Regions from separate parts of the Homo sapiens genome. Here all the other regions are linked to region 2. Evidence: chromatin loops called from intact Hi-C (ENCODE). Cell type or tissue: mammary epithelial cell. All regions are shown on one strand. Each heading gives the region's core, and the rest is flanking DNA. Links, peaks and the distances in the headings are about the cores only.

Region 1 (7,938 bases), core at 1,473-6,472, 840 kb after region 2:
TGCTGGGTGGAGGGCCCTCAGAGCTGCCCTAACAGGAGCTGGGGAAATAGGTCTCTCAAGGGGCTTAAACCTTGCTCCTGCTATTTGCATTATTCTTTACTTGCCAAATCCTTCTTCCCTATATCGTGTCAAAGTATAAATTGTTATCCCCAAATGCCAAGTTTTAGGACTAAAGTCCCAATGTGTAGGATTTTCCTATTTATTCAAGGTTTGTCAAGATGCTGTCAAGCTCAGAGGTAGGGCTTCCCCATGAAGGTAAGAAACATATTCAGCTGCCAGTTCTCTTCCTCCCAAACTGAGCAGGAATATTTTTATTTCCTATTTTCCCACCCCCAATCAGACATGTAGCACCTCTTAGCCTTGTCGTATTGAATGATTTTAGCAGTTTCCAAAACAAAATTAAATACAGCTCCAGCTTGAGAAATGTTCCACCTCCTGGAGTCATGGCATTTAGTATTATTATTCACTTATTATTATTCAAAACAAATAAGGATGATAAAACATCAGTTGGAGCCACTCCAGGACAGAAGGAACTGGAATATCTAATAAAAACCATAGTATTCCACAAATAGAAAGTGTTAGAAAATGCAGAAAAACAATGACAAAGGACATTCTGCACCTTCTCCTCAAAACACAGAACACCTGAAACAATAGAGCAGCTCTAAATGACCAGTGAATCTGACACAGAGAGAACTGTTTAGGGTACTCCCAGTTCAGACCTCAGAAAGATCAAATCGATGGGAAGCATGCAGCACAGAGTAGGTCATGATTTTTACTTTCCTTCCCTCTCTTGTGAATTTCAACGGAACTTCCTTCAAAAAGTCTAAACTCCCTGCAGCTAAGGAGAAAAGGTTATCGCATTCAGGAATTTGCTCTCCACTAGAAAACATCCAATGACCCCCACGTTCAGGAAGTCTCAGAGCCTTTAAAGCACATTTCAGCCTGAGCAAATGTTTAACTCCAACTTGGGAAAAGTCACAGGATGTTGCAAACCACCAACATCCCAAGACGGGCCTTCCCAGACTTACCTTCCCAGAGGAGAATGTGGCAGATTAGTGGTTTGGCGACTCTTACTTGGTCCCCAGTGCAAGGTGGTCAGGAATGTTACACAGATTGAGAAGCCAACCTTTGCTGAGGTCCCCCCGACCACAAGCCCTCCACCTCATTCTTCTTCTCCCTGATTGTCTCCAGTCCTGTATTATCTCGCACTACTTCCTCCAGCTTCATCTGAAGAGAGCCTCATTCCTGAGATGCCTAACTTTGGGGGTGTTGATTGTTACAAAGTAGCAGGGTTTACTTGTATGGTTCACTCTACCTAGATCTATTTCCAGAAAGAAAATAGGCAGAGACAAGGCAAACCTGGAGCCCCAGGGGACCCCCTAATTGTCTGTCTGCCCACTCTCTGCACTGCACAACCATCAACTCCTACTGCCATTTCCAGTTAGAGAAGGATAGAAAGGGAAAGAGAAGCAGAGCAGGAGGCAAAATCGGAGGAACGGTTTGCATCAATTTTGAAATAGGATGAGGAACTGTGGGACCATATCTTTTTTTTTTTTAATTCTCAATAATGTACCTAATTCTTGCATGAAATGAGGAAAACTGTCTTCTACCATCGCATTACTCATGATAGCTGAAATTTTTTAACACCTCAACATCATTAAGTATGCAATTTTAAAAAAAATAGAAACAACCTAAATATCTAACAACTGGGAATTTGCTAAGTAAATCCAAATTATTGAATACAATGCAATAATTCAAAATGCAATTTACAAAGATTTTAGGGACTAGGGAAATGCTAATGACATAACATTTAGTTAAAAACAAGATTCATTTACATACAGTTTAATCTCAGTTATACAAATATGGAAAACATATACAGTACTAGATATTGTTTTGTCTGCCAGTATCTACTTTCTCTGTCCTTGTTTCCAGCTTTTCTGGAAACTTTACACACACACACACACACACACACACACACACACACACACACACACAGTTGTCACGAGAAGAGCCATTATACACAATATGGCTGGCCCCTGGCCACAGCTGATTGGTCCAGGGTGGACATCTGACCCAAGCCAGGACAATTCTCTCCTTCCCCAGTAATTCTGGAATTGGAACTGAGGGAGTCTTTCTCTTTCCAGCAGCAGAAACGATAGGACAGCATGCCTAGTAGTTGCAGCTGTGGGCCCATGTGTCTGGCCCTCTGGGCCAGAGACCCCCCAGCAGCCAATCCATAAAAGTAGAGCGGGGAGGAGGCAAATGCAGAAAGGAAGAAACAGTTAGAGAAGGAGTGTCCTGACAAAACATAGGTCCCCCTGTCTTGCTGTTTCTGAGCCCTGGCCACATTTCTGCCCTTGGGGTGCATGAGACAGACAACCCCAGATCCTTATAATCAAGCCACCATTTTACCTAGGTCTTTTGAATTGGATTTCTGTCACTTATAACCAAAAGAATCCTAACCAATATGTGCTCCCTCAAATGCCCAATTACTTATACAATCTCCTACATCCCTCAACATGTTCTTGGGGGTGGGGGATCCGATGGCAAGTGATTTCTTTTTGCTTTTCTGTGTTTTCCCCCAAATTTTCTATTATGAACACTTTTATTATCTGGCATTCAGCATTCACCTCGAAATCTACCACCTTAATTCACTTACAACAGATATACACACTTTGCACGAGGTTAAGAGAAAACCTTATCAGAAAATATGTATTTATTAAATATGTGTGTATATGTGTGTATGTGTGTATATATGTGTATATGCCTATGTGTGTATGTGTGTATGTATGTGTGTATATATGTATGTGTATATGTGTGTATGTGTGTATATATGTGTGTATGTGTATGTATGTGAATATGTATGTATGTATATGTGTATATGTGTATGTACATGTGTGTATGTGTATGTGTGTATGCGTGTATATATGTGTATATGTGTGTATATATGTGTATGTGTATATATAAGTATATGTGTTTATATATGCGTAGATGTGTGTATGTGTGTATGTGTGTGTATGTGTGTACGTGTGTATGTATGTGTATGTGTGTGTATGTGTATGTATGTGTGTGTATGTATGTGTGTATATGTGTGTGTGTAGTAATAGTTGTTGTCGTTGTAGTAGTAAATATATGAGACGTAGAAACCAAAAATCCTGGAAACTGTTCGCCTTTTAAATTTTCCCTCCCCATCACACACGTTCCTGGAGGTCCAGGGCCAAGGCCCCCCTCCCAGAGGCCTCTGGAGGTGTGTTGCAGGCCCTTCCCTTTCTGTCCCCAGCCTAGTCCTGACCTGGTCTTCAGGCCACATTTCTCATTCCAGCCATTCTGGGATCTCTAGTGATTCATTATCCGAAGGTCAGCCATTTGTACATCTCAACAGAAAGGGCAGGAAAACTTCTACCACCTTTCCACGTGGTGTGATCACGTCTCTTTTCTTCCCTTGCTTCTCAAAGTCATTGCCATTTTGGAATTTTGGTCTCTCCTGGCATGCCCTCCCTCTCCACTGAAGCTTTCAAAACCTCTATTCTTTGGAAGCCCAGAGCAAACCCTCTTTTCTCACCGAGAATCAGAAAACTTGGCTGGCGCACCCCCTAGTGGTGGCCTAATGAATCCCCCTCAATTACTACAGGGTACAACCCCTGGGGTTTCTCAAAGTGTGTTCCATTGGACCTTAGTTCTGCAGAAAAATAGCCTAAGAGAAAAGTATTGTATGTTAAGTGAGATTTGAAAACACTGGGATAAATAAAAGTTATCAGTTTGCTTTAGTGGAGGACGTCTTCAATTCTTTAAATATACTAATGAACACTGTGAATCTCACTGATCCAGATTTATTTGATTGAACTTTTGTGAAATAATAGGATAACTATCATTTATTGAGCATTTACTATCAACCATAGTATTAGCATTTATAAATAGAGAAATTGATACATGAGGTGGTCAAATAACTTGCTTCAGTTAGGTTCACATGACACCAAGGCCCATGCTCTTAACCATTACAAGATCCTGGCTTTATGTTTGCTCCAGGATGTTATTCTGCAAATTCTACTTATACATGCCACTCTTATTCCCTATATTACCAGTCAGGAATACTACAGATTACCTCTCTATGAAACAAGAAAAGCAGGAGCCTTCAAAGGATACAGAGGTCTCCCTCACTGCCCTTGGGAAGCTTCTGGTTTCGGTGGCGATAAAGGGAAATTCACTGTCTAAATGCCACAAACAGATCCTTCTTGAAATTATCAGCAAAGAGGATGTGATAGGGCATCGTGTTAAAGATCCAGATACATATTTTCCAATGATATTATGGGAAGGTGCAATAGGCTACTTTTTTATTTCTTCTAAGAGAAGCTTGCTTTTGAGCCCTAAATACTTGTTGGCCTGCTTTTATAAGCAATAGGATATTCTGTATGGATATCTGGTTTTATATCTGTTAAGAAATGGAGATGATAATATGCCCCCTCCCATTTTTTTAAATTGTCAAATACATAATATGTTGTAAACCTTAATTCTGGCAGCATAGGTTACTTATGGATGGGTTTTCTTTTTTTGTTGTTTTGTTCTGATTTTTTATTTTTTATTTCATGTAAAAGAAACCCAAAAGTAGTTTATTGACATACATAACTGAAAAATGTAGGCTTCAGGAACAGCTGGATCCAAGGGCTGAAATAAGAACATCATTAAACCCAAATGCATCGTGCCGTACTTGGATTTTTAGAGAAAGGAAATAGCACGTAGTGCTCTAAATATGTCCTGGTCCCTTGTCCTAATTAACATAGAGAAATGAACAGATAGTTGTATGGATGTCAGGATTTAAGGATGGGCCCCCAATTCCAACACTGGCCCTCCAGCTACCCTTCTTAAATATCTGTGTAAAGACTTGATTTTTCCATCTGTAAAAATGGGCATGCTACCCCTCCTTTTTGACCTCAGTGGAAGCTGAAAGAAGCTGTAAAGTTTTCAAATGCTTTTTCGTTAGAGGATTAGATATTGTGATAATTTTTTCGCTATTAATGTTCACAGAGATAGCACTTCACACTGGCAAAGGATTTTCTAAGTATTTATTTGTTTTACAAATTTATCATTTAAAACTCCACAATTAGCTTGTCAAACATACACCTTCAACATTACAACCACAGTTTAAAGCCAATCAAGCAACAAGAGGAGAGAGGGGAATACAGATATTTATTTATATATATTAAATATGTATGTATTTGTATATCTATCCTTCTATATTTAAATTCACATTGTGTGTGCATGTGTGTGTTTGCAAGACACATATAAATGGCAAATAAGGAAACTTAAAAAAAAAGAGCGATAGATGGATGGTCCCAGATTTTAATACCACCCCCAAGGTAGAACAGGTGGTGAAAATATAATAAAACATGTTGCACGGAACTTGTCATGAATTTTAAAAACAAAAATGCCTACAGACCAAATAAACTGCTCTGACACTGGGCTAAATCTGAAGTTCCCAAACTATTTTAAATGACAAAGCGAAGTTCCCAAGAGAGGGAGTTCAACAGAAATGGTTAGAGGGCAATTGCTGCTGAACTCACACAGAAAAAAGCTAGGGTAGACGGGCAGACACCCAGCCTGCTCCCCCTCGACAGGATGGGCCACACGCAGATGCCCAATCCCGTAAGGCCAGGCCTATCTATGTGCAGGACCAAAGGGCCTGTTGACAAAGGCCTCAGGGAGCCTCCTGCACCTGCATTCCTGCCTGATAGGTGGTTTCTCAATAGATCTGAAGGCAAACATTAGGGGCATTTGCCCAGAAGCTGAGCTTATGCTTGTCAACAACCATTTTCAGGTGCCCTGTTAGAAGGTGGGCTGGAGGCCGCGGCCCAAGTGGTGCAGGCAGACACCCCTCTCTCAGCAGCACCCACCTGCACAGGTCCCACCCATTCATTCATCACAACAAGCAGCCTATCCTTTATTTTCAGTCAACAGTTTATGAAGAGCTTCCACTTCCGCTGCCTGTCTCCATTACAACAGAATTCCTGGGAGCTGCACAGCAAAGATGGCAGGACTCCATTTTGCAGTAAGGAAGAGGTGAAGTGATTTGCCCAAACTCACAGAGGTGGAATGACAGACAGCTCAAGATTTCTGACTCCTGTCCAGTCCTGTGACTACTGGAGTATGTTCATGAAGACCCTCCAGGATGATGGCGAGCAGGGAGTGGGCATTCTGGTCCCCCTCCCCCAGACTCACAAGTTCAAATGCCTGGAGAGGTGAGGTCAGGAGTGGAGGAGGTCAGTGTGCTCGGCAGCTAACCGGAAAGCCTGTGCCCCATTTCAGTGCAGGCCACTGCCTTGGCCCAGCAGGTTTATGTTATGCAGAAGTGGCAGGGTTTCTTATTTTGTAAAGTGAAAGCCAGAGATCTGAATCATTATGTAAAATATCTTCATTTTTAAATATTTGCCAACCACTAGGATAGCCACTATTAAAAACAAAAACCAAACAACAACAACCAGAAAGTAACAAGAAGATGTGGAGAAATTAGAATCCTTGTGCACTGTTGGTGGGAACGTAAAGTGGCTCAGCCACTATGGAAAACAGCATGGCAATTTCTCAAAATATTCAACATACAGTTATCAGATGATTCAGCAATTCCACTTTTGGGTATACACCCAAAAGAATTAAAAACAGGGACTCGAGCAGATATTTGCACACCCATGTTCATCACAGCAGCCAAAAGATGGAAGCTGCCAAAAAGTCCCATTGACAAATGAACGGATCAACAAAATGTGGTGTCTACATAACAGTGGAATATTATTCAGCCTTAAAAAGGAAGGAAATTTTGACATGCAACAACAGGATGAGCCTTGAGGACATCATAGTAAGTGAAATAAGCCAGACACAAAAAGACAAATACTCTGGCTCCTACTCTACGGGAGGTACCTAGAGTGGTCAAATTCACAGGGCCAGCAGGTAGAAGGACAGTTGACAGGGGCTGGGGGTAAGGAGCAAGGGGGAGTTGTTGTTTAATGGGTATAGTTGCAGTTGTGCAAGAAGGAAAGTTCTGGAGATTGGCTGCACAACCTTGTGAATGTACTTAACTCTATTGAACGGTGCACTTAAAAACAGTTAAAGAGATCAATGTTATGTGTATTTTACTACAATTAAAAATAACCACACTGTATGAATCTAACAAACCCATCTGCAGACTGCTTCAGGTCATGGGGCACGAGTTTGACATCTCTGCCCCATTCTGGTACTCAATGCCACTGCCCTGTCCCCCACCCCAAAGGCCAAGATGAAATGCATTAGAAGAGGGCCCATCTAGAGTAGAGTCTCTCTACAAAGAGGGTCAGCAAACTTGAGTTTACATCCTGGCTCCAACTCGCGCTAGCAGCAAGACCTTGAGCAAGTCAGTCATTTCATCTCTTCGAACCTCAGTTTGCTCATCTATTGAATGGGACTAATAACACTTCCCTTGTTTCCTCGGCCCTCTCAGGGCTCTGGCTCAGTAAGAGCATGTTGGCCTCCAACCCCATTTAATACCCCCATACCTCTTCCATTGAAAGCTATTCTCTCTCTTCCCATGCTGCAGTGTGGTCATGTGTTGCCCCATGAAACTGGGGGCTCTCAGTTTAGGCTTGACTATTTCATACATCCCGAAGTGCACAAGCCTGTAAGTGCCCAACAAATCTTATTGAATCAAGCAGTTGGCCAGCCAGCTTACTGAGCACTAATTATGTGCCAGACATTCCACCAGGTGCTGAGGAGACCCATAAAAAATCATGTTCTTAAAGATGTATCCTGGTTGTGGAGACAAGATACATGCAAAAAAAATAAAATAAAATAAAATAAAATAAAATAAAATAAATAAAATAAAATAACAGAGAAGCAGGTAAGGTCCAAACTGTCTTAGTACAAGCAAGAGCCTGGGGTCCCACCACCCCTGAGAAGGAGGTAAGAGAAAGAAGAGCTCTT
Region 2 (7,938 bases), core at 2,019-7,018:
ATAATAGGTGATGTAGACTTGGCTTATTACTTATTATTTAGGAAGGGGAGACTGGGTGCTGGTGGCTTATGCCTGTAATCCCAGAACTTTAGAAGGCTGAGGCAGGAGGATGGTTTGAGACCAGGAGTTCAAGACGAGCCTGGGCAACATAGTGAAACTCTGTCTCTGCAAAAAATAAAAAATGTAAAAAGGAGGCAAAAGATTGAAAACAAAGCCAACTTTTTATGAGATCTGGTTTAGTTTAAACCAAAGATAAAAAGGATACCCCATAAGGAGTAGCAGCCGATAGGATTAGATTAGTGAGGAAGGATCGTTGAAAAGGGGCAACCCAGGCTTTGTTTTGTTTTGTTTTGTTTCTTTCCTTTCTGTCTATCTCCTGCTTCTATAGAAGCCATGCCAGAACTGTGGGATGGCCTTCAATCTGGTTTTGCTCTGTTCCCTTCCACAAATATTGATAACACAGTCAGCCTTGCTGTCCCTGTGTCCTCTGTTCAATGCCCTGCTTGACCACAAGGTAATGCAGAGGAAATATAACATAGAGCTCTAATAATGTTTCCTGTAGTTCAAGAAGTTAAATAGATAGTGTGAAGTCCACTTCTTTTGTCCCCAATATGTACAGGTGGCTTTGAGAGCATCTACTCTGGGCGAGGCACTGGATTGTTCCTCATGAGGGGAGTACAAAAGAGAAATGGCGGCGACTTTCAAGCAATTCTTGTGAAATGAATGGATGGAAGGCCAGCACAACAAACCCATATAAACAGATTCTCAAATGTGTATGATTTCTGCTATGGATGCAGCTCTTGCAGGAAGAGTCCTCCAAGCTTGGAGCAAGGAATCTGCTCTGGGGGATGATGTTGAAAGCGTATCCCAATCCGCCTTCTCCCCTTCATGTCTCATCCCTCGGCTGTTGCATGGGGCATGTGTCCCTCTTCAAGTAGATCCTAGGTCAAGAAGGGCCCATGGAACTTTGACTCTTGTACATAGGTGTAATGGCTTGAGTTTTTATTTTACTTGTAAGAGAATCCTCTCCTTAGGTAATGGGCTACTTTTCACCAAACATGTGGACTTTTCTCCTTGTAGTCTTCATCCCTGCTACATAAAGGGTGGAATACAACTCCTGCTATTGTAGTGTGTTGTTTCATTAGCATTGCACTTTTGGAATACTGCTATTTGGGAACTACTTTCATGCCATTTCATTGCTCAAGAAAGATCCTGGTTAAATTTCCAAATTTAGAGATAGTCCTTATGCTTTCATCACTTTGTAGTTTAATTCTAGACAGAAAACCCACAGCTCTGAAGATAAGCATGCTACCTGAATAACCAGGCTGCCTGAAATCCTGCCTAACCCTGGAAGCATTGCAGTTGCATGAGTACAAAAGGAGGGAATTCCCCTGAAGGCAAAAATGAAGTCTGTCTGGTCCTGCTGAATACCTATGTCTGGCCCAGCACCTGGCACATAGTGCATGCTCAATAAATATTTGTTCAGTGAAGGAGAACAAACAGCAAATGCAATTTAATAACTCTCCCCAGTCCTTGAAAATGTTCCTGTCTGCATCACATTCTGACACAGCTGGTATCTAATGGACAGCCATTAGGTACAAGGGCTCCATGTTTCACATTTGCCAATTCATCGAATCCTTCTAGCCATCCTGTGGTATTGCTTAAAAAATCAAATCTAACAATTACAGTTTTCTCACCAGACTTGAGTAGAATATGCTTGCTAAACTTGTCCCAAACTTTTCCTGTAGTGTCAGGTTTTACCTACAAAAATTCAAGGCAGGCTGGGGCAAAATTTCTTTAGCAGCCTGGAAGCTCAACACATTTCCCTGTTACAGCGTAACAACAGAGTAGTTCTCTGGGGCGTTATCTGCTTTTAAAGTTAAAAAATATTGTAAAAGTATCAATATGCTTTGCCAAACATTCAAACCATACAGAAGCATATTTAAGCAAATACGTTACATGCCTGGTCTCTTCTCTCTTCCCCAGACCTTTCTCTGTGAACTTCATTCACCATAGGTGGCTACCACAGCCACCCATCACCTTCAGATGCTTCCCTGAACTCCTTCTGGGCCTTTCCCTAAGAGCATAGTATTCACATTGCTTTGCAACCTTGGTTTTTTAATTTAACCATATGTTGTGGACATCTTCCAGGTCAGTACATTTGATTTAACTCATTCTTTTTATCGGCTGCCAAGCAGTGATGAGCTGCCAGTACCTAACATTTGTTGAATGTGTCTATGTACCAAGTACCAGGTGTCATTTTTATTTTATTCTCACAAAAACCATATGAGATAGGTACTTTTTTCTATCCTATTTTTGTATGAGGAAACTGAGGGTTTTAAAAAATTATAATCCACTTAACTAGTCCCTATTAAGGCATAGTTAATTGAATATATATTTATACACACATACACACATCTGTAGGGTAAGTCCTGGATTCATTCATCCCACACTGATTTTTGAGAGCCCACTATGTGCCAAGAAATGTGGTAGGCACTAGGAATGCTGTGTTGAAGACAATATAGATCCTGCTTCAGTGGCGCTTATACAGTAGTGCCTAGACAGGCAAGAGTCATGACATCAGGTGGTGACGTAAGCTAAGAACAATAAGACAGTGGAGGGAATGGAGAGTGACAGAGTTACTATTCCAGAGTGTGTGGTCAGGAAAGACTTCTCTGGTGAGAGACTTGATGAAGCAAGGGAGAGAACATTCTGGAACAGGAAATCAAAGATGGAAATGTGGCAGGTTCAAGGACAGAAGAGCATATCAAGGATAACTCCAGGGTTCCGGGACTTCACTAATATGCTGAGTGGCAGGGCCATTTACTAAGAGGGGATGGGGAGCAGGAGCAGTTTTGAGAAGGTAGGGGAAAGGAAAAAGAATTCCATCGTGGACTGATGTTTGCTGTGTTTATTACACATCCAAAGGGAGGTGTTCAGAAAGGAGCCTGGGGTGCAGAGGAGAGGTCAGGGCTGGAGACTTAATTTGGCCACTGTCAGTCTATGAGACATGTTGAAAGATACAGGACTGACTGAGTGCACCTGAGTGAGGGAGGCAGAGAAGACCAGAATTTCTAAGTCAAGGAAATGCAAACATATTCCTAAATGTTGTCAAATTGTTCTTGAAAAAGTTTTGCCAACTTATACTTACCAATACCCCAGGAGAAGGCTGACTCCATACCCAGGGGTGAAAAATAAACTATTGTTTCCATTTAAATTTGTATTTATTTACTATGAATTAAATTGAGCACATTTCCAATGTTTCATTGGCCCTTTGCTCCATTTTATCCTGTGATATGCCTCTTCATGCCGTTTGCCCATCTGATCAATTGATAAGAATATTGATTTACAGGATTTATTGATCTATACATTTATTGATTTATAAGAGCTCTTAGAATATTTATATTTAAGAACATTAATTCTTTGTCATATGTTTTACAGCTTTTTATTTTTTCTTCTGATTTTCAAAGTGCTTTTTGAAGTTCAGATGATTAAAAGTTTTATGTAGTCAAGTCTAATAATATCTTTTCCTTTTAAAGCTTCTGAGTTCAATACTTAGAGCGGTCTTTTAAAATCTAAGACGGCAATAGGATTCCCCAGGTTTTCTTGTAATTAAAAGTTTCCAGTGTGTCTGATTTCTCTTATTTTCACTGCAGAATTACTCAGCAAAGGAATCCATGGAACTAATTTCTTTTTAGGCTCATTTGGCAACAGTTTGCTGCTGGTGAAGCAGGAGGAGGTTAAATAGCAGCTGCCAAGCTTTTGGTTGTGCCCAGAGCCCAGCACACGATAGGTGCTTAACATATCTTTACTGAAGGAATGCTTTGCTGGCTTTTGTTTTAACATGGGTAAAACTCTTCATAGTTGCCAAGTACTTCCCTGATGTTATCTCTTCCGAAGCTCCAGCCTTTCCTGCAGTAGAAAAAGGGGCCGGGGAGGAGGCCAGGGTGACTTGGTCAGCACTGACCAGAGCTAGGGACGACAGCTTTATAGAGGAAACGCCTCGCAGACGCCACTGGGGCAGTTCCTCTTCACCTTTCTTGGATTTGGTGACTGGAGAATTTCAAATACACAATTGCAGTTTCTACTCTGGAGCTCGCTTTGAGGAAGGAGAAAGTGTTTGCTACTCTAAACGAAATATATTGTAGGCAAAATGCATTTTGTTTTGCAAGCAGGGAGCTAGTGTGTGTGTGTGTGTGTGTGTGTGTGTGTGTGTGTGTGTGTGTGTGGTGGGGGGGGGGGTCCCAGTTTCCAGTCCTTTTCTTGTCACTTTCTGCCATCTACTGGCCATAGCACAAAATACTCTGGAATGACTTCAATGATGCCTATGAAGAAAGAGGCTTTATTCCTGTACGTTCTCAACCTGAAATGTAATTTCCCAGATAAATTTTGCCATAATTCACCAGGATCCAACATTTATTTTTTTCAAAATAACAGTTCTGTGAAGGGACTGAATTATTTGAGCAATGACTTTATTATTTTTGTTCCTTTGTCTGAGAAGCAGTATTTGAACTCTGACCACCTGAGTTTAAATATTGGCTGTATAATTTATTGTCTGTGTGACCTTCAGCAAGAAACTCAACCCCTCAGTGCCTTATTCTCCTCATTTGCAATGTGGATTTGATACTAGATCTTGCCTCTTAGGGTTTTGCTTAGATTACGTTGAGTTCTCAAATATAAAGCATATAGTATCTTGCACTGCAAGAGTACTCCATAAATGTTATCTGTTATTTGCTTGAAATCTATGTGAGTTTAGGTAGGCATTACTCTGGGACATAGAGAATTCCATAAATTAGGTATTTATAACCTATGCCCAATATTTGTGTACCAATTTTGTTTCCAAACTGCTTGCATTTTAACTCTGGAAATTCAGCCCAAAAACAGCAGCCTCTGTTCTGGAGCCCTCTTTATTACCTCCTGCTGGAATAATCCATATTACCTCTGAGCTCCCATAGCCCAGTATCTGGTCCTCTCTTGGACTGACGATTTCACCTTGGAATGTGAACTTGTCTCGCCTTGTACATTGCCTGGGTCCCTGAGGGTAAGACGCAGTCTGATTCATCATTATCTCTCACAGTCTCCCTTACACTATGTTATTCAGCAACTACTCAACAAATATTTGTTGAAAAGCCGAATGAATAATCTCATTTGATTCTCCCAGGAATCCTGAGTCAGGTACAGCAGATATGAATTGTGCACACTGAATAGATGAGGAATTGTGAGACTTGCCCCAGATGAGATGGAATGGGGCTAGAATTCAAGGCTGGGGAGAGTCTGTGACATGCCAAGAATGTGCATGAAAGAGAATCAAGGGAGCAACATAGAGGAAAAGGCTCATCCCCAGCCCGTATGCAATGGAGCTACACACTGAAGAATAATTTTGGTGGGGCTAGGAGGAAGGGTTTCGTGTCTGAAGCTGATCTTCTGGCTGTCATGCCTCATCCAAGTCCCACGGAACTGCATTTTCATAGTCCAGTGCCAACTTCCACATTTCCACTGTCTCATCAATGATTGTCAGTCTCATGACTAATGCTTTGGGACTAGATGTCAAAATATTTATTTCTCAAAATCACTTATGATTGTCAAGGGGCCACAGAACCCCTTCAGAATATCCCTGTTACTTATGATTAGGTACAAAGATCCTAGCTTTACTGGGAGTCAGGGACCATGAAGATGTCTCTATTCTATTATTCTCTATTACATTTTCATCCTTTGCTTCCACAGACGAAGGCCAAGTGAGTCTCTCCTGATGATGTTCAACCTTCATTCAACAAGTTGAATAATTACAACAAGCCATAATTACTGTTGTACATGTGTACAACAAGTGCCTATGGAGCACCTGCTAGGGGCCATGTTATGCTGGGTGCACAGGGAAGATGTGGTCCTTGTCCTCTTGCTTACAACCAGGAGGAAAGCCAATTGCACATATGAGCCATTGATATCAGTCAGCCTGGAGAGTTTGATTTTAACTGGATAACTCAATCTAAACATTTTTTTTTAAGTAGAACTCTTTGGGTGATTTCAGACATACAGAGGCTGACTGGCCAAGGAATCTATTCCTCTTTCTAATATTAGAAAGGAATATATTCTTAGGAATCTATTCTTCTATCTAATATTTATTGTCTTTAGGCTCACTTTTGCATTCTTTCGTAAAAGGTGGCCAAGTATCAAGAAAAGGCAACCCTTTCCCACACCTGCAGCTACTAGCTGGTCATCACCCCAAAGAGAAGGCCTCTAGCTGAGAATAAAAGTGGTACATCTTTACAGTCTAACAGATACCCTTCCCTTGTGTCAGAAACCATATCTCAGATTTGTAGGGAGGTGAGACTACATAGCTAGGAGATATTATGGATCCTAGTGAAACATTCTAACCCCAGTAGTAGGGGTAGCACATGACAGTGTTAGGACCTGATGAGACATTATTGTCCCTCTGGAACCTGGGGCTGCTGGAGAAATTGGCCTGTATCCCCCAAGGACACCTTAGCTGTGGAGGTTACATGGGGTTCTCAGCCCAGCCAACAGACACTGTACATGTCAGCAGTGGTGTGATGCCAGCTCTTGGGTGTGGCAGATGGGACAAAGAAAGTGGAGGGTTTTCTCCTCTGTCCAGCTCTCTTAAGTAACTAAACTTTGGCCCCCAATTCCCCGACCCCCACTGCTGATTTTCTGTAGCCCATCCAAGCAAATGAGATCAGAGAACCAAACCAGACCAGAAATGTGATATCTTTTTCCTCCCTATTCCTCATCTACCAGAGCTCTATGATTTTCACCAGTCTAGCCAGGAGAGAGAGCTCTGAATGAAGAGTAACTGAGACAATAATATTCAAGTATCCTAGACCATGCTAAATCTCTAGAGCTGGGTAATGTAAGTGTTTGGCTTTCAGCAGAGCAAAGTGGAAAAATGTGAGGCAGACAGAAGGTGTTTGAATCTCCCACTGTTAGCTTGGTAGCCACAGGCAAGTCATTCACCTTTGCATTTGTTTCCTCATTCGAAAAATGGAAATGCTAATATATCCCTTTCAGATCCATTATAAGGATTAAAAATGTATAAAGCATGGAGCATAATACAGCATCTATTATTATTGTGAAGAATATGTTGTCTTGCCCTCAAGAGACTTGTAGTGTAGTTTGGAGAACTAAGACCATCACAATAACAATCACAAGAATGTGGTCTGTAACAAACAAATGCCTGCGCAAGTCAGATAGAAATTGAAAGTAGGGAGAAAATTATCCCACCAATTCCACTACACCTGCTCAGTTTTGTCCAAATACATTTATTAAACATTTACCATGTAGCAGGCTATATTGTCATAGTTGTGTAATTTACAGGTTCAGGAGTAGTGCAATTTACAGGTTCAGAAAGACCTGGCTTTGAATCCTGTCTCTACCATTTACCAGAGGTATGACTTTGGCCATTACTTAAACTCTCTGGCTTTGGCCATTACTTAAACTCTGAGTTTATTACCGAGTGTCCTCATCTGTAGGATAGGGTTGTTAATAGTACCTGGCTCACAGGTTGCTGTGAGTAATAAATGAATTAATGTATATAATATATATTATATATATATACTGTAAGTAGTAAATATATAAGTATATAAGTATATATAATACTGAGTTATAAATGAATTAATATATGTAAAGGAAACAGCAAAGTCCCTGACACATTGTAAGTGCTCAATGAACAGTTGCTGCTATCATCATCGTCATCATCATTATCATCATCACCACCACCACCACCAGCACCACCAGTCCCTATGCTTAATGTCAGGGATTTTAAAAATGAATGATACATTTTCTGCCTTCAAGCACTTCACAGTTCAGTAGGTCCTCGTATTCCATTGAATCCCAGAAGCCTTTGGTAAGTGATCCAGGTGAACATAACCTATTTTTCTAGAACAGAAACAAATTTTGCTTAGGAAATTTGCAATATTTTGACCT
Region 3 (7,938 bases), core at 1,574-6,573, 370 kb before region 2:
GCCAGGGTTGACAGTAGAAGATGCTGCTATAGAATGGCATGAATAGAAATCTAGAATGGCCTAGGCCAGGGCCAGTGCTTAATAACCTTGTCAATGGCAAGGTGAAAGTAGTTGCTGCAATGGACAGCACAGCTGGAATAGAAATAAAGTCCAGGGATCTGTGGTTATGACTAATAGACTATTATGTTTCTAGGTAAGAGATAGATGGCTAACACACTTGAGTTTTGCTTGATTTCTATAACAAGAAAAACTCACGTATTGGCCCAGCAGAAAGCTGAAAGCAACTACAGTGCAAAATGAAGCAAGCATCCAGCACTTGGCCATATCATCTGGCAGATCTACAATGCTAGAGATACCCATGGCAAATTAAGGCCGACCGTCTGGCATGTCTCAATGAGAGATTCATTGCACAGGCTCCCTAGTATTCTGGAACAAGGTCATGTTTTCTCCACTAGAGAATGACTTATCATTTGAAAAGCAGCTCCTGTTGTGCTACTGGGCCAGCAGACACTGAGCACCTGACCTTGTAACATCAGGTGTATAACCAGAACAGTCCATCACTACCTGAATATTGCCAGATCTACCAAGTCATGGGTTCTAGCGGATGTGGCAGCAAACCATCCTAGGATGAGGCCCAAGCAGGTTGAAAACGCATAAATAACTTAACATAAATAGCAAGCCATAAGTCACCTACTCTGTTTCACAAAGGCTTTCTCTCTCAATACCCATCTATGGCCTTGTGGTGAGTTCCCCAAAAGTAGCCCACCCAAAAAACACCTGATTGTGGTTCACAGATAGGTTGGCTTCATATGTTGGTATGTCTTGAAAATAGGTGGCTGCTCCCTACAACACCACAACAGGGGACTTCAAAGGGCAGAGCTGTGAGCAGAACAGCAGATCATCTACTTCATATGGGGAAAAGGTGGTCCAAGGTTAGAATATATTGCTGGGCAAATAATTTGGCTGATAGGAACAACATTAAATTATTGTAGACATAGAGATTTAAAGAAGAGGATTGTAGATAGACCTTTTAGGAACGGAAAAAGATTGTGGGGGTCTTGCATCTTTTGTCAATACCCACTAGAGAGCATCCACCATAGGTAAGACAGGAAACAACCAGGTGGACAGGACAATTTTTCTGGTGGATTGTCCAGTGAGTGTCCTTCATTACCAAAGCGTTTGCACAACGGTCTCATCATCAGAGCAGCTATGCTATCGGGGCTAGTGGCTATAGATGGGTCGAACAGCATGGACTGCCTCTCATCCTCTCTAAACTGGTCTAGCCACCATTTTTGCTAAATAACCACCCTGTCAGTAGCATACTGACACTAGGTTCTCAGTATGGAACAATCCTAAGTAAAAACAACCAGCTCCTTGGTGGCTAGTAAATTGCATTGGATCCCGTCCACCTTGAAGGAAATGATACCTACTCTCTCTGCAGTAGCTGTGCCAGCACTGCCCTCTGAATGTTGACAGAATACCTGATTCACACCCGTGGGATCCTGCATAAGATTGCCTTGGACCAAGGGACCCATTTGACTGAGAAATATGTACATGATCATAAGATTCACTGGTTCTACCATCTTCTACCTATTTCTTGAAAGTAAGTGGTCTGATACTGATATGGCTTAAGTTGTGACCCCAATAAATTCATATTCTGAATTCTTCAGCTTCTGAAATCCTAACCCCAGGTACTTCAGAATGTGACCTTAATTGGAAACAGGGTAGTTGCAGATGTAATTTGTTAAGATGAGATCAGTAAGGTGAACCTTAATCCAATATGACTAAGTCATTATAAAAAGGGGACATTTTGACTGGGAACTATGCCTTACACCCATAATCCCAGCACTTTGGGAGACCAAGGTGGGAGGATTGTTTGAGGCCAGGAGTTCAAGACCAGCCTGAGCAACATAGCAAGACCCCATCACTACAAAAATTTTTAAAAAATTAGCTGGGTGTGGTGGAATGAGCCTGTAGTCCTAGCTACTTGATAGGCTGATGTGGGAGGATCACTTGAGCCCAGGAGTTCGCGGCTACAGTGAGCTATGATTGCGCCACTGCATTTCAACCTGGGTGGCAGAGTGAAATTCTATCTTTTTAAAAAATAAAAAAGAAGACATTTGGACACAGAGACACAGGGAGAACGCTGTATAAAGACTGTCATAAAGACTGTCATTACACTGTCGCAAACCAAGTGACATCAATGATTGTTGGCAAACTGCCAGAAGCTAGGAAGGAGGCATGAGACAGAATTCCCTTCCCAGCCCTCAGAAGGAACCAATTCTCCCAATACCTTCATCTCAGACTTCTGGCCTCCAGAACTGTGAGACAATAAATTCTGTTATTCTAAGCCTCCAGGTTTTTGATACTCTGTTATAGCAGCCCTAGGAAACTAATATAGTAATAAGATACCATATTGGAATGGCTTACTTGTGGCTTCACTAAAGCAGGAGTTCATCCTATAGAATGGGAAAACTATTCTTCACAGTGCACTATCAGCATTGAACTAGTGTATCAAGCTATGTCCCCAATAGCTAAAATATACAAGTCTAGAAGCTAAGAAATGGAAAAAGAATTGGCTCTTCTCACTATCACTACAAATAATCCACATGTTCTTCCCTTTCCTTCTACCTTAGGCTTTACTGGGTAAAGTGGGGAGTGGGGAACACTACTCCTAGTGACACATAAGGGTTCCACAAAACCTGATGCTGTAACTCGTCTCTTTGTTTTCCTTATGTGGGTAGACCAGCAGGAAAAGAAAAGAGTTGTAATACTGGTAAGGTTAGTCAATCCTGATTATCATGAGAAACTAGACTTGCTGGTACATAAAGGGACATGGAAGAATATGGAACTCAGGGCATCCACTGGGGTACCTCCATATGCTTTTATGTCTAGTGAAAACAGTGAGCAAGCAAATGCAGCCGTCACAGCCCAACAAAGGAAAGGCGACCCAAGGCCAGACCCTCTGGGATGAAATTCTGGGATTCCCCCATCAGGCAAATAAATTATTAATAGATCAGATAATGCTGATCAAGGATAGGGAAATCGAGAGTGGGTGGTGGATGAGACAACTGACAAATGTCATTTGGAGCTTGGGACCAGTTGTAATAGCAGGGACCACAGCTCATTCCATTAACTCTCTGTACAAAGTCTTTTTTAGATATTATGGCCACCATATAGGGACAAATAGATCTGAACAGGGTAAGAGGTGGACTAACAATTACCTTCATGTCACCTACTTGGCCCATTTCTGATTTCAGCCACAGATGTGCTAGGCAATTCTTTGTGGGCACAGACTCTTTCCAGCTCAAGTGCAAGTCACCAGTTTCTTGGTGTGTCTCTACTCCAGAGCTTTCTCAGAAGATAAAGGAGCCTGCTCAGCCAGCACACAACCATGGCCTGGAAATGTGGAGACAGTTACAGCTTCCAGGGGCAGTTCTCAACCAATGGGATCAGAAGCCAGTGAACAAATGCCCCAGTGTTCCATCTTTCACTTGGGCAATTCCGAGAGATCCAAAAGAATCAAACCCCAGGTACTTACTGCTACAAATGGTGACATTGCATCCTTATACTTTTCCTTCTTCCCTGTCTCACTCTCCCTGACCCCACCCCTCTACCATTTTGCTTCCTGGAATCATCACCCAAATAAACTATGTCCACCAAATCTATCTTAGTCTCTGCTTCTGAAAGAACCCAAAGTAAATGGAAGGTGCCATACACTTGATGTATTCTTTTTGACCAGTGAAAAATCTATCTTGGTCCTCCAAATATTGCAAAAACTTACATTATGTAGATGGAACCTCAGTGACCTTACCTGTGAAATTAAAAGTATAATCATAATGGGATTTGCCTGTCACTGGTAATTTAAGAGAGGGCTCTGGTAGATAATGATCATGCTTTCATGCTGGTTTTGCACATTTCTAGACTTCTTTTGATGATAAAACAATGAATTTAACACATTCTTTGGAGCAATAATTAATTTTCAAAGCTTGACATTAGGATATTCTGAGTCCTTTTAGAGAAGAAAGGCTTGGAAAAAACATTACATATTCAACATATTGCCATAATTTAAATAAAGTCAATTACAAATAGATAAATATTCAACATCTTGGTACATTTTAAAGAAATTGATCACAAACCATATGACTACTACTCAGTGATATGAACTGAAGCCCAAGAAAAAGGACCTTACACTTTTAAAAAGCTTTTTCTATTCCTACCACTAGGTGATTCTCTATACCTAAAAAAGTCTTTGAAAGTAACCTATTTTGTCCCACACACTCTGACTCACTGCATTTTCTGTCTTCCTCTGTCTTTTCCCTCAGTGTATCTAATGTGTTTGCTCACACTTTCTTTAGAATAACATTTGGTTGTTTAAAGTGAGAAAAAAGAAAGAAAAAAAGGCTCATAATCCTACAGCTTAAATAATCTTTCATATTAACAAAATCATACAATAACACACAATATGAAATTCCAGATATTCAAAAAAGACATAAAAGATGAGTTTGGGAAACTAGAATGAACACTGAACATCCACTAGTCTAGATCCTCATTTTACAGCTGAAGTCAGCAAGATTGAGATACAGTCAATGCTCGAACAACACAGTGGTGGGGGGAGGGAGTGGTTAAGGGTGCCAAACCCATCCTGTGCAAAACTTTTGACTCCCCAAAAACTTAACTACTAATAGCCTACTGTGGACTGGAAGCCTTACCAATAACATAGGCAGCTGATTAACACATATTTTGTATGTTATGTGTATTATATACTGTATTCATACAGTAATAAAATGAGCTAGAGAAAAAAATGTTGGCCGGGCACGGTGGCTCACACCTGTAATCCCAGCACTTTGGGAGGCTGAGGTGGGTGGATCATGAGGTCAGGAGATCAAGACCATCCTGGCCAACATGGTGAAACCCTGTCTGTACTAAAAGTACAATAATTAGTTGACAGTGGTGGCATGTGCCTGTAATCCCAGCTACTCAGGAGGCTGAGGCAGGAGAATTGCTTGAACCCAGGAGACAGAGATTGCAGTGAGCTGAGATAGCGCTACTGCACTCCAGCCTGGCGACAGAGCAAGACTCCATCTCAAAAAAAAAAAAATTGTTATTAGGAAAAGCATAAAGAAGAGAAAATACACTTATAGTACTGCACTGTATTTATCAATATCATAAGTTTACAAGATGAATCATCTGTCTGAAATGGTGGGCAACTGCAGCTGCCAACCTCAATCTACAGACTGTGCAATTCAACTTTTATATCAAGCAATTCAGCTTTTTCTTGTAATGTCATGACCTTCTCTGCTTCCTGGGAGTACTACCAGTATCACTAGCAGCACTTTGTATGGGTTCCATGGTGTTATTCAAAGTTTACAATATTACACTAAACATGATGAAAAATACACAACAAGCACGAAAGGTAACTTTTTATTGTGATATGAAATTTACTAGAGATGAACTGCTCCCGTGGAGATGAATAGCCTCACACAGCATTTTAAGTTGATACAACACTTGAGCTCAATGCAATAGCAACAGAAGGTGGTTATGAAATTATCACAGTAGTACAGTATGTACTACAGTTAATTTTATGCAGTTATGATTTAATACTGCATTTTTACATTGGTTTACATTTCTCTCGACTGAATGGTACCATGCACAGTCTGTGTTCGTAGGCGTAAGTTTTAATACATTTTAACTTTTTATAATAAATTTGGGCATATTTTATGGTAGTAAATGATAAAATAGACTAGTAGCTACATATATGTTATGCATTTGTAACATATCTTTTTCTTAATGTTTTGATATTTTTAGAATATGTGGTTTCTCTGCAAGTTTTTTCAAGCTGTCAAAAATCTCCAAAAATTTTTTCAATATGTTTATTGAAAAAAAAACCCTCATATAAATGGACCTACACCATTCAAACCCATGTTGTTCAAGGGTCAACTGTATTTCTAAAAATTAACACAAGTTAATCAGGGAAGAAAAGCAAATTTAAAAACTTTGAAAAGAGAAAACATCATCATTCTGGAATCAATTACTTCCCAGAAATTTAAAACACATTCTTATAACTCTTGCAATAGTCATTTTTACGAAGGAACTAAAATGATTTATATATTTTTAAAATCTCAGTAGCTCCTTAGGAAAAATGCTTATCTAATGCTTATTTCTTCCAAAGTGTGAAAATCAATGTATGTTACATTTTCCCTTTCTTGGTTGGAAGCTTGATCCTCAAGAAAAGTGGCTTTTACGAGCCCAAGTTTCCAAAAAGACAATGTTACAGCCAAAATAAACCTCGCGACTTGCAAGACAAGTTTGCTCAAGGAGCAAGTTTTTATCATCGTGTGACTAAGTTAAGGATCAATTTGTCTCTATCTCATTTTCAATAATAGTTTTGACCCAGGTGTTAGATTAACCATGGACTAAGGTGCATGATTCTCCTGAGCTCTATGACCACGTGTCTTCACATCTTGGAATGAAAGTGAAGGAATTCCCTAAATCAGGAATACAGCTTCAGTGCCCCTAAGAATAACATGGAAAATTTTTTTTTAATGTTTAATTTGAGGCCATACCTAGGTATTGGGGTAGATTACAGAAATCCATTTTATGAATGAAGCAGGCATCTGTGTGGTCAACAGATAACATATACATATTTCCTGGTTGACTTCTATTTTCCTGGCACCTCTCTGGTTTAACATGTGTCCCAGAGTTATTGCTGTTGTTGCTTTAACAAAAGATTATTATTATTAGCTGCGTTAAAATAAGCCAGGACTGGTTTAGTGGATAACTTTGAAATAGGACGTAGGACTCGACTCTGGAGGCAGGGCTCAGACACCTGACCTAATTGAGGACTAGTTAAAACAGGGATGGGGTGGAAACACCTTTCCATATAAGACATGCCCACCAGTGTGCCATGTCAGTTTACCATTGCCATGGCAACACCCAGAAGTTACCACCCTTTTTCTAGGAATTTCTGCGTTAATCGCCTCTTAGTTTGCATGTAAATTAAAGTGGGTATAAATTTGACTTCAGAACTGCCCTCAGCTACTACTCTCAGCACACTGCCTGTGGAGCAGCCCTGCTCTGCAGGAGCAGTCACAGAGCTGCAGGACTGCTGGAGCTGTAACTCCGCCACTTCAATACCTACCGCTGGCTTGCCCTTGAATTCCATCCTGGCTGAACCCCAATTTGGGGATCATCTGCCCTGCATCAACTTTGTACTTCCATATTGTAGCATAGTCTTCCCTAGTAGTGTGTGAGATACATGTGCCATAAACAGAGTTCAACACTTAACAAGTGGTTAAGTCTGAGCTATCAGTGATAACTTCTTTCACCTTTCTTAAACCTTTCTTAAGGCACAGGTAACTAACTCCTCCATTTTAAGGATAGCGGCATATCTCATGCTGGCTTGAAAAAACAAAGTGTGGTTGCATACGGTGACTTAGGACAACTAACTTTTCATCCCAAAGGATGTGGGAGAAATACTTGTTGCTGCTGTCCCTGGCACCCATCTGGTGTATGAGTCAGTTGTGCCTTGGCCCCAGGTGGGGCCTGCAAGATGATTAAGGCACAAGGCTGCCAATCTGCCAGACAGTGGGGTCAGTGTGAAATGTGGGAAATTAGAAACGTGGTGAATGTGAAATACATGCAGGAAGTGGAGGCTAAGCATGCCTACCATAAAGCTTACACAAAGTAGTGTGAGCAATCCTGCTAAAATGGTTTTGGCATATACTAGATAGGGTAAATCTACAACTATTTATTTACCCTATCATTTGGTAACACTTTTCAAAAATGTTGTGATGAACTCTCTCAGCAACAAAGAGCTCAAAAAACAAAACAAAGCAAAAAAGCATGTTTAATGAAATTTCAAATGCAGATTTCTCATTTCTAAATAAAGTTGACGATGAAATATAACGTGCATAAAATATTTGCCAACATTTATCA
Region 4 (7,938 bases), core at 1,156-6,155, 420 kb before region 2:
AATTGTTTTGGTTATCTGTCATCTCAGATCTCAGAGCTTGCTGCACTGTCTCCAACTCTAGCATCAGATTCTGATTTCTTTCTTCAGCAAATGCTAATTTTGTTAAGAATTCTTGGTGTTCCTTTGCAAATGCTTCCTTTAGCTGTTCCAACTCATTTTTCCTATTTTCACAAAGACTAGTGCATTCATTTAGCAAGCATTCTAATTTAGAATTCTTTTCCTGTGCTGCTTTGTATTTTTGACTAAGATCCTCATATGCATTTCCGGTTTCTTCACATCTTTGTAGTAAAATAAGTTTTTCTTGCTTGTACTGATCAGATAACTCTGAAATGCTTTTCTCCCTTTCATCTATATAGTTTGCAAAACTCTCACTTTTCTGGATTAAGTTCATCTTCTCTTGATTTAAGGATGCATTAATTTCCTTAAGAGTCCCATTCTCTTGGGTCAGCTCTTCAATTTCCCTTTTATTTAGAGAAATGATGGAACTCATTTCTTTCTTCTCCAAGCTTAGGGTTTCGGATAAAAGTTGTAGCTCCTTTAGAGAGTCTTCAAGTAGATGGTTGCTCTTTTTTAATTCTTGAATCTCTGCCTGCTCAGTTTCTACCTTATCATTTAAAAGTTGCAGCTCTTTTTCCTTGTTCTCAAGGGCACTTAAGGTTTCAGCAACAACATTCTGGTGAGCAGAAGTGTCTTCCTGTAACTTACTAATGCGCTGACTTGTTTCAGCCACAAAACTTTGATGCATCTGTTCTGCTTTCATGAGATTTTCTTCTATTTCTCCTTTGATTTGCACCAACTCTTCACACTGCTTTTGCAGGTCTGAGTTCATCTGTTTTTGAGACTCTAATGAAAATTCAAGTGAATCAACTCTATTTTGTAGGATGGCAGAATTTTTCGGACTTTGGTCTGCTTCTAAACGACATTCACTCCTCTCTGAAGGCATGCTTCCTTGTTCTCCAATTATATTTGCAAAGGAATGATGCATGGCAGGCTGCTGATCAAAAGCCAAAAGACTTCTCTGATGATCTTCATTTGTCACCAGAGAAGCATCTTTGGATTTTAGCAGATCCCTGAGGCTCTCATATTCGGCATGCAAGTCTTGGTAACACCGGTCTTTGTCCATTATTTCATTTGACAGTAACTGAAGCTTGTGTTCTAGATCTTCAACTTGCCCAGTAAGCTGAGAAGTCTTCAAACACATATTTTCTATTTCCTTCTGATGTTTCTGATCTGAGAACTCAGCTTTCTGCTGTAGCTCCATATAAGCTAGTTTCTGGGTCTCTACCTCCACTGACTTACTGTCTAACACGTTGTGAAGGTTTCTGATCTCGACACTTAGGTTTTCTCTGTCCATCTCCAGCGTTCTTACTCTCTCGTTGTATTCATGACTTTTTATTTGCTGTGTCTTCAGACAAGTTTCCAAGTGATTAATTTTACTCTGCAAGTTTTCCTTTTCTGATTCCATCTGAGTTAAAAGTTTTTCGTTTTCACTTTTCCAACAAGAAAACAGAGTTTTCTCTTCTTTCAATTCTTCATATTCTTTCTTTTTTAACTCTAAAGCACTCAGCAAGGCTTTGGACTCTTTCTCTGTCTTGCTTAACTTATCATTAAGTTGTTCAATGTGATGTTCTCTTTTCTTCAAAAGGTCTTGAGAACAATCTCGCTGCTTTTCCAGATCAGCCACAGCAAGCTTCAGTTTTTCTAAAGTCAAGGAGTTTTCTTGCTGATTTATTTTTTCTTGAAGATCTCTTAACATGGTTTCCTGAGAGGTATTCTTCGCTATTTAAAAATAAATAAAAGTCGTCAATGTTTGTAATAAATGTTTATTCTACAGAAACGCTAACCCCTCCCCCCGCCCCCTGGCAAAATCCAAACAAACTAACAACTACTCAAGCCCTGGAAAAACTGGCATTATTGCCTGGGTACCTCCTAGAAAGTGGATCACTTGGTAATTATCTTATATAAAAATGAGAAAAATGGTTATCTTAAGGAGAGTAACACATTTGTTCATCTTCTTTCTAGCAGCTTAAGAACATGTTATTGAATAAAATACCAAGGGATGATTTTCCTAAGCACTGTTTCTTTTCTTTGTATGTGTTTACATATGTGTATATTTTTACCATCTTTTCAAATATTTATTCCAAGAGAGAAAACTGGGACAAGAACAGCACTGAAATGGGAACATCCCACTTTATTGTAGAGTAATTCTGATGTCTCAGAAAAGTAAATAAGTACTCCACCATTTTAGCTAAAACATCCACAGGATTAGACTTAAGTAGAAAAGAGTAAATGATGCCATATATCAGTAATTCTCAAGGCCTATATGTGAATATTCCTGAGGAACATTATCACCCCCATCCCAGCCCCTCATAGTAAGGGTGGCAGTGTCTATGAATGTCACAGTCATTTGGAAGCTTCTTCAAACTCCGTTACCCCCTGTCTTCTGCCTAATGACTCATCTATACATACTGGCCCCTCCTGGTTGGGAATAACCACGATGTTTTCATTAAACAGTGATAAGAAGGCTTCATGTTGCTCAAGTATGTTGGGGGAGATTGAAAGTTGAGAACCTCCACAGTAGATGATAAAGGTAACATGTATTACAATCTCAGACATCATATCAAGTGGAAAGCAGTACGAACTTCTAAGCTGTCAATCTCAATCTACCTACTTATAGTTAAGGGCTTATGTAGACAGCACCACAAGGGCTTCATCCCACTTTGCTGTGAGCAACTCAAACAATCACCTGGGTGATCAACACTGAAAAATGCCCCAACTGTTCCTTTTCTTACAGTTTCCCTTCAAGAAAGCTGAAAACTGACATTTCTATCTGCTGCTGTGGAAAAACTAAAAGCTGTCTTGGGAAGATTGGGTTTTTGTTTTGTTTTATTTTTTTGAGATGGAGTCTCGCTCTGTCGCCCTGGCTGGAGTGCAGTGGCGCAATCTCCGCCTCCTGGGTTCATGCCATTCTCCTGCCTCAGCCTCCAGAGTAGCTGGGACTACAGGCACCCGCCACCACACCAAGATTGGGGTTTTAAAAAAATAGTCACAGAGAAGTGTGACACACATTCCACAGGACAGAGTTCAAAGAAATTCTAGATATGCAAACACCCCAGGTGAGAAAATAAAGGGTATGTAGAAGACATCCGGCACAAACATACAAATATGAAACCAAGAGTGGATTCATTTGATGTGTAGAGCAGAATTCTTTGGCTTTAAAATAAGAAAATAAAATCATTCAGTCAAGTAAGTCATCAAAAAACAATGGTCATTAGGAGCTTGGAAAACATGCATTTAATATAGGGTTTTTCCATTATAAGGGAAATGGTAATGAGTCAGGAGATGAGCTGTCTGGATGTAACTAACAAGCACACTAGAGACACAGAGAATAGCACTCGGGGGTGAGAGACAGCACTGACAATTTAGCTTTGTGTGGAAAATATTTACCCTTCTGATTTCAAAGTGCTGAGCATCAGGCGTTTGGGACTCAATATGTTCCAATTAAAAAAAGTCCCACTCTCACTCTGGAAACTAAAAACTAGAAGAGGGAAAACTCTTCCACATCAACTGCGCACATCTTTTTGAGGGAATATATGAAAAAAAATCCAAAGAGTTTCTCTAATATGTTAATGCCATCCATCCCCTCTCACGGGAATAGCAGCTTAGAAAGGTAACTCTAAAATACTAAGTTTACTTACCTTTCATTTCTTCTGCAAAATTCTGGCTCTGATTTAAACACTGTTTGATGTTCTTGAGTTCTGCCTCCAGGTGGCAGACTTCTCTGGCCTTTTGCTCAGAGTGACTCTTAAGGAGGTTGTTTTCCTTCTTCATTTCCTAAAACACACATTTTAATTGGTTATAGCCAAAACGAATGCTCAAGTAAGTTATGACTTCTGCCTTAATAAAGGTCCCTAGCAGAACTGTTTGTGTATCTCACTAGGGAAAGAATCACAATTTCCCCGTTTGAGTACCTAATGAAGTCAGACATTCTTACTTAAATAATGTTATGAACAGAAGACAACAGCATCAAACCCAAATCTGAAGATAATTTTTTCTTTCAAGAAGTTTCATTGAACTTTCTCATTGTTCATACGCCTATTAAAGAGTAAGCTCAAAAGGAAAATCCTATCTACAAGATCCTCAAGACAAAACCTCCAAGTTCCTATCACACCTGAATGGCCAAATATACCTTTGCAAACATTTGATTTGTTAATAAACCAAAAAAAAAAAAAAATCTCAGCACATATGTTTACTTTTCATTGCAAAACCATCTTAAGGTTTGCTGTTACAGGAATGATTCTGTGGGAAAAATTACCTTCAATAAATGCTTATCAAGAAAACCAACAATATTCAAGATGCTGGAATGTGCATTACAAAAAATGCAAATATAAATAAGACAGAGTCTCTGCCCTTGGGGCAGACATCCTCCAGTGGGGGAAGATGTGATACTAATCATTTAATACACAATAGGATATGCTAAATACTAAAGAGACATTGAGTGTGCTATGGGAAATCAGAGGGCTGGAACACAGAGGAAGAATTAATTCTAGCTTCTGAGCTTTCACAGTGAAAACAGGTTCTTTGGGCATCTGATTGAAGAGACATCCACGCAACAGCATGCAATAAAGTAACACAGGTACATGTGTAGTTCCATTCTACTACTAGGGAGGCCTATATGTTCTGAATCTTAAAAGCAAGCAATATTTACATGCCAAAGAAAAACTTTTTTGCTTATTAACCACATAAGACTCACATAACAAACAAGTATCTCAACCTATACTGTATGCCACCCTTTGGACCACAGGGAATTGGCATAAATCATTACAAGCTAAGAGAACCAAGCACCTCACATCCTCAAGCGGGGAAAAATCATATAAAGCTAACTTTTTTCTAAACTGCATTTCAAACCTACCAAAATTACCCCTTTGTGAAGTAGAGGAAAAATTCTGAATCTTAAAGAAACAATTAAGACCCATCCTCCAAAACCCTACTGCACTGTTAGAAAACAGATGGCCGTGGCAATACTGTGTTGGAAGGCTGCCTTCAATTATCAGTCTGGTTACTACCAGCAGATGGGTACCGATGTAGCAAAGCCAAATTCAAGAAGAGGGAGAATCTGGCTAGTAGAAAGTACTTGAAAACTTGCTGGCAGCTGCTCCGTTCATGTATATGCGTTCATTTCATCATTAAAATAAGACAGAACCTGTTGTAGTTATTATACTCCCATCTACCGTGTCCTGATCCTGCTTCCCTGCTGCTAAACTGACACTCTATCGAATTAAGATATCAATCAGAACTAAAGGGCAGCTCCAACCGATCTCAAGATTGATAGGCTAACATTCACACTAGTCAGTGTTAAACTTTGCAAAGCACGATCATTAAGGTGCAACAATGTTATTGATTTAAATTAGCATCATTAAATTATGGAACGTATAATGACTGGTTTGTTCTTCAGACTCAGAATAATCACCCCTCAAATGAGATCACAGATGTGAAAGGACAAACATCTTAAAGCACTTTGACAGGGGCAATGTAGCATTATTAGTAGTATTTCCTCCCAAAATTTAACAGTAGCCAGATCTCTGTAATCAATGCTAAGATCAGCTGAATGAGGTCAACATAGAAGAGGAACTAGAATGTAATTACCTGGGTCGACTTAGCATTTTTATTTTGCAAATGAAAAAATATTTTCTTACTCTAAAAAAAAAATTTTTTAATCAAATCAAATGACACCTGCATCTGGAGGCTTGACAAGAAAGCTGGAAAGACACTGTGCAAAACTAGGTGCGTCCCAATAGGAAGGAAGGAAAAAAGAAGAGAGAGAGGGCACCAGGGAAAGATGGGGAATTTTATGTTTATGTGTTTGTTGGTCTCGATCCATGTCTGTCCATAACTGGAGACATTTAAATGAATAGTAAGCTCAATGGAAAGATTAACATGACTTTCTCTATTCTGGCATTAGCTCCGTAAATATTTGTGTCTAACGAAGAAATGTTCAGCCAATCCTGGGACCCAGCAGGCTTATAATGCTATGGCTATGACCAACCCAAGAATTTTAAAAGGCCAGAATTTAGAAAATGAACATCTGAAAATGGATGTGCAAGCTGCCATCCATCAGCAATTAGTTTTCCACGAGGCTACAGCCACTTAAGACTTGATTGGGTATCTCATTATCAACAATGAGTTAAGCATACAAAGATACATTTTCCTAGGCATCTCCTGCATCCTCACATGATTTGCAAAATTGGGTACTATGCTGGAAAAGCACAACAAAAATCCCTATAACCACAAGCCAGCATTAGAGCTTAGCAAGCAATTCCACCCAGATCAACTTCGCTTTAGGAGCAGCAAGGGAGGCATCATTTCCTAGGGCCAGACAAAACAAATTTCAGCTACTGTGTGGCATTTCATGATCCCATCCATGAATATAGCTTAATACGTCCCCTGCTGGGCGAAGCCTATATACTTGGATAAGGGATGGATGCAAAGAATGTGTTTTTCCCTTTCCTCCTCATCTCTCTTGCTTGCCAGAGCCAGCTCCTTAGAGGACCTAGTGTAATACAGATCCCTATGCTTGGAAAGGTCCCCAGGCAAGTGTTCCCTCATCTTGACTGTCAAACGATGGTATTTTATTGCCTAACCCCAATGCTATGGGGCTGGCACTGGATAGTGGACGAGCAGCTTATCTAAACCCTCCATTCACTTTGATACTAAATGTTAACTTTACCCTTGATTGGGCCATTAAATCACATTTCCAGTACTGATAATTTCTCATTGTGAGCAGCATGTTTACTAAACACAGACAAGGAAAATTTCAGTACAACTGTCACATTATTTCGGCATCCAAAACCTATAAGCGTCCTAAATTTGTTAGTGCTTACATATAATTAGACACAGAAAGATACCCAGAGTGACACAGTAATAGAACAGGCAAAATTATAAATATGAGAAATCTCAAGTGCACTGTCCCCTGATCACACTTTCTGTGCCTGTAGGTGACAGCAAACAATGCTAACATCAAAAGGTCATGGCAGTGATGAAGACCAAGGCAATGGGCAGGTGTTGGACTGCAATAACTGACTGAGCACTTATGTGCTGGGCACTGGGCTAAGCACTTTACATACAATATTTAACTTAACCAAGAATACAGCCTTGAAAAGGCAGGAGAATGATTTGTCCCTATATGCAGATGAGGAAAGTCAGACTGAGAAAGGGTAAGCCACTGTCTAAAGGTCACATTGTGGTAGGTGGCAGAAAAGCAACACAATCTCAGATCTCACTCACTCTAAAGCCACTACCATTTTCCCACTAAGTTACACCACCACTCTAACTGGGTTCATCAGTTATCTGGTCCCAATCCCAATGCAAAACACAAGAGCCAGCCAAACTCTTTGAAATCTTGCTATCACCCTCAAAAGATGACACATACATAAACATAACCATAAATTAAGACAAATATTAACTTCATCCCCAGGCCCGGTGCTAGACACTTTCACACAGATGCCCTCATTTGACACAGACATCAATGATATACCAGTGAAATGTGATGCATGCACCTCAGTACAGGCTGGGATTAACTGAGGACAGCGCTACAGCTCACGGACCAGACCTCGTGGGGATGAACAAGTCTTCAGAAACACCTGCAAGACAATGTCCAGCCCACTACTGCGACTTGGCCAAGCAAGCAGTTTTTAAAGTGTTTGGACTCTCTTAACCAGATGATTGCTTTTACAAAATGTTTCCACCAGGCAGCCAGTGGAGTCGCGGGAGAGTTCCTGGCTGAAAGGGAAGCTCACAGAGGGAAGAGTTCGATGCCAGTCTGCCTGTGGAAATGTTAGCAGAAGCATCTGTTGGTTGGTCCCCACTGGCCAAAAGGCAAACATTTGTTTTGCTGAAACAAACACTTCCATTTGAAAACGTTTGCTGATGAAACTATCA

The links. A loop is a pair of places that touch in the nucleus more often than their neighbours do. Peaks named below come from ENCODE experiments on the same cell type or tissue, not always from the same donor. Only the 100,000 strongest peaks of a DNase experiment are listed, where the experiment ranks them.
Region 1: it touches region 2 in a loop (18-fold over the local background); 2 of 110 quality-filtered maps call a loop at or near these places.
Region 3: it touches region 2 in a loop (16-fold over the local background); 44 of 110 quality-filtered maps call a loop at or near these places.
Region 4: a loop joins it to region 2, with 14 times the contacts of the local background. A loop is called at or near these places in 36 of 110 quality-filtered maps.

What each region holds. Positions count from the first base shown.
Region 1 is chr1:213,370,142-213,378,079 of GRCh38, reverse strand. It overlaps a transcript of RPS6KC1 not described here. Among named protein-coding and RNA genes, the nearest start is that of RPS6KC1, 320 kb to the right of the region's middle. RefSeq lists enhancers at 5,284-5,808, 5,809-6,335. In mammary epithelial cell, for the core only: a CTCF peak has its summit at 3,596 (motif pointing left); no DNase peak of the experiment used is centred there.
Region 2 is chr1:214,210,463-214,218,400 of GRCh38, reverse strand. No RefSeq gene overlaps it. Among named protein-coding and RNA genes, the nearest start is that of SMYD2, 67 kb to the left of the region's middle. In mammary epithelial cell, for the core only: CTCF peaks have their summits at 4,294 (motif pointing left) and 4,887; a DNase peak (open chromatin) is centred at 5,060; H3K27ac peaks cover 1,243 bases.
Region 3 is chr1:214,581,638-214,589,575 of GRCh38, reverse strand. No RefSeq gene overlaps it. Among named protein-coding and RNA genes, the nearest start is that of CENPF, 18 kb to the left of the region's middle. In mammary epithelial cell, for the core only: a CTCF peak has its summit at 4,229; a DNase peak (open chromatin) is centred at 4,285; H3K27ac peaks cover 1,222 bases.
Region 4 is chr1:214,633,762-214,641,699 of GRCh38, reverse strand. CENPF (centromere protein F) reads right to left here. Exons shown (of 20, transcript NM_016343.4): 11 at 3,699-3,834; 12 at 1-1,779. Among named protein-coding and RNA genes, the nearest start is that of CENPF, 35 kb to the right of the region's middle. In mammary epithelial cell, for the core only: a CTCF peak has its summit at 3,774 (motif pointing right); no DNase peak of the experiment used is centred there.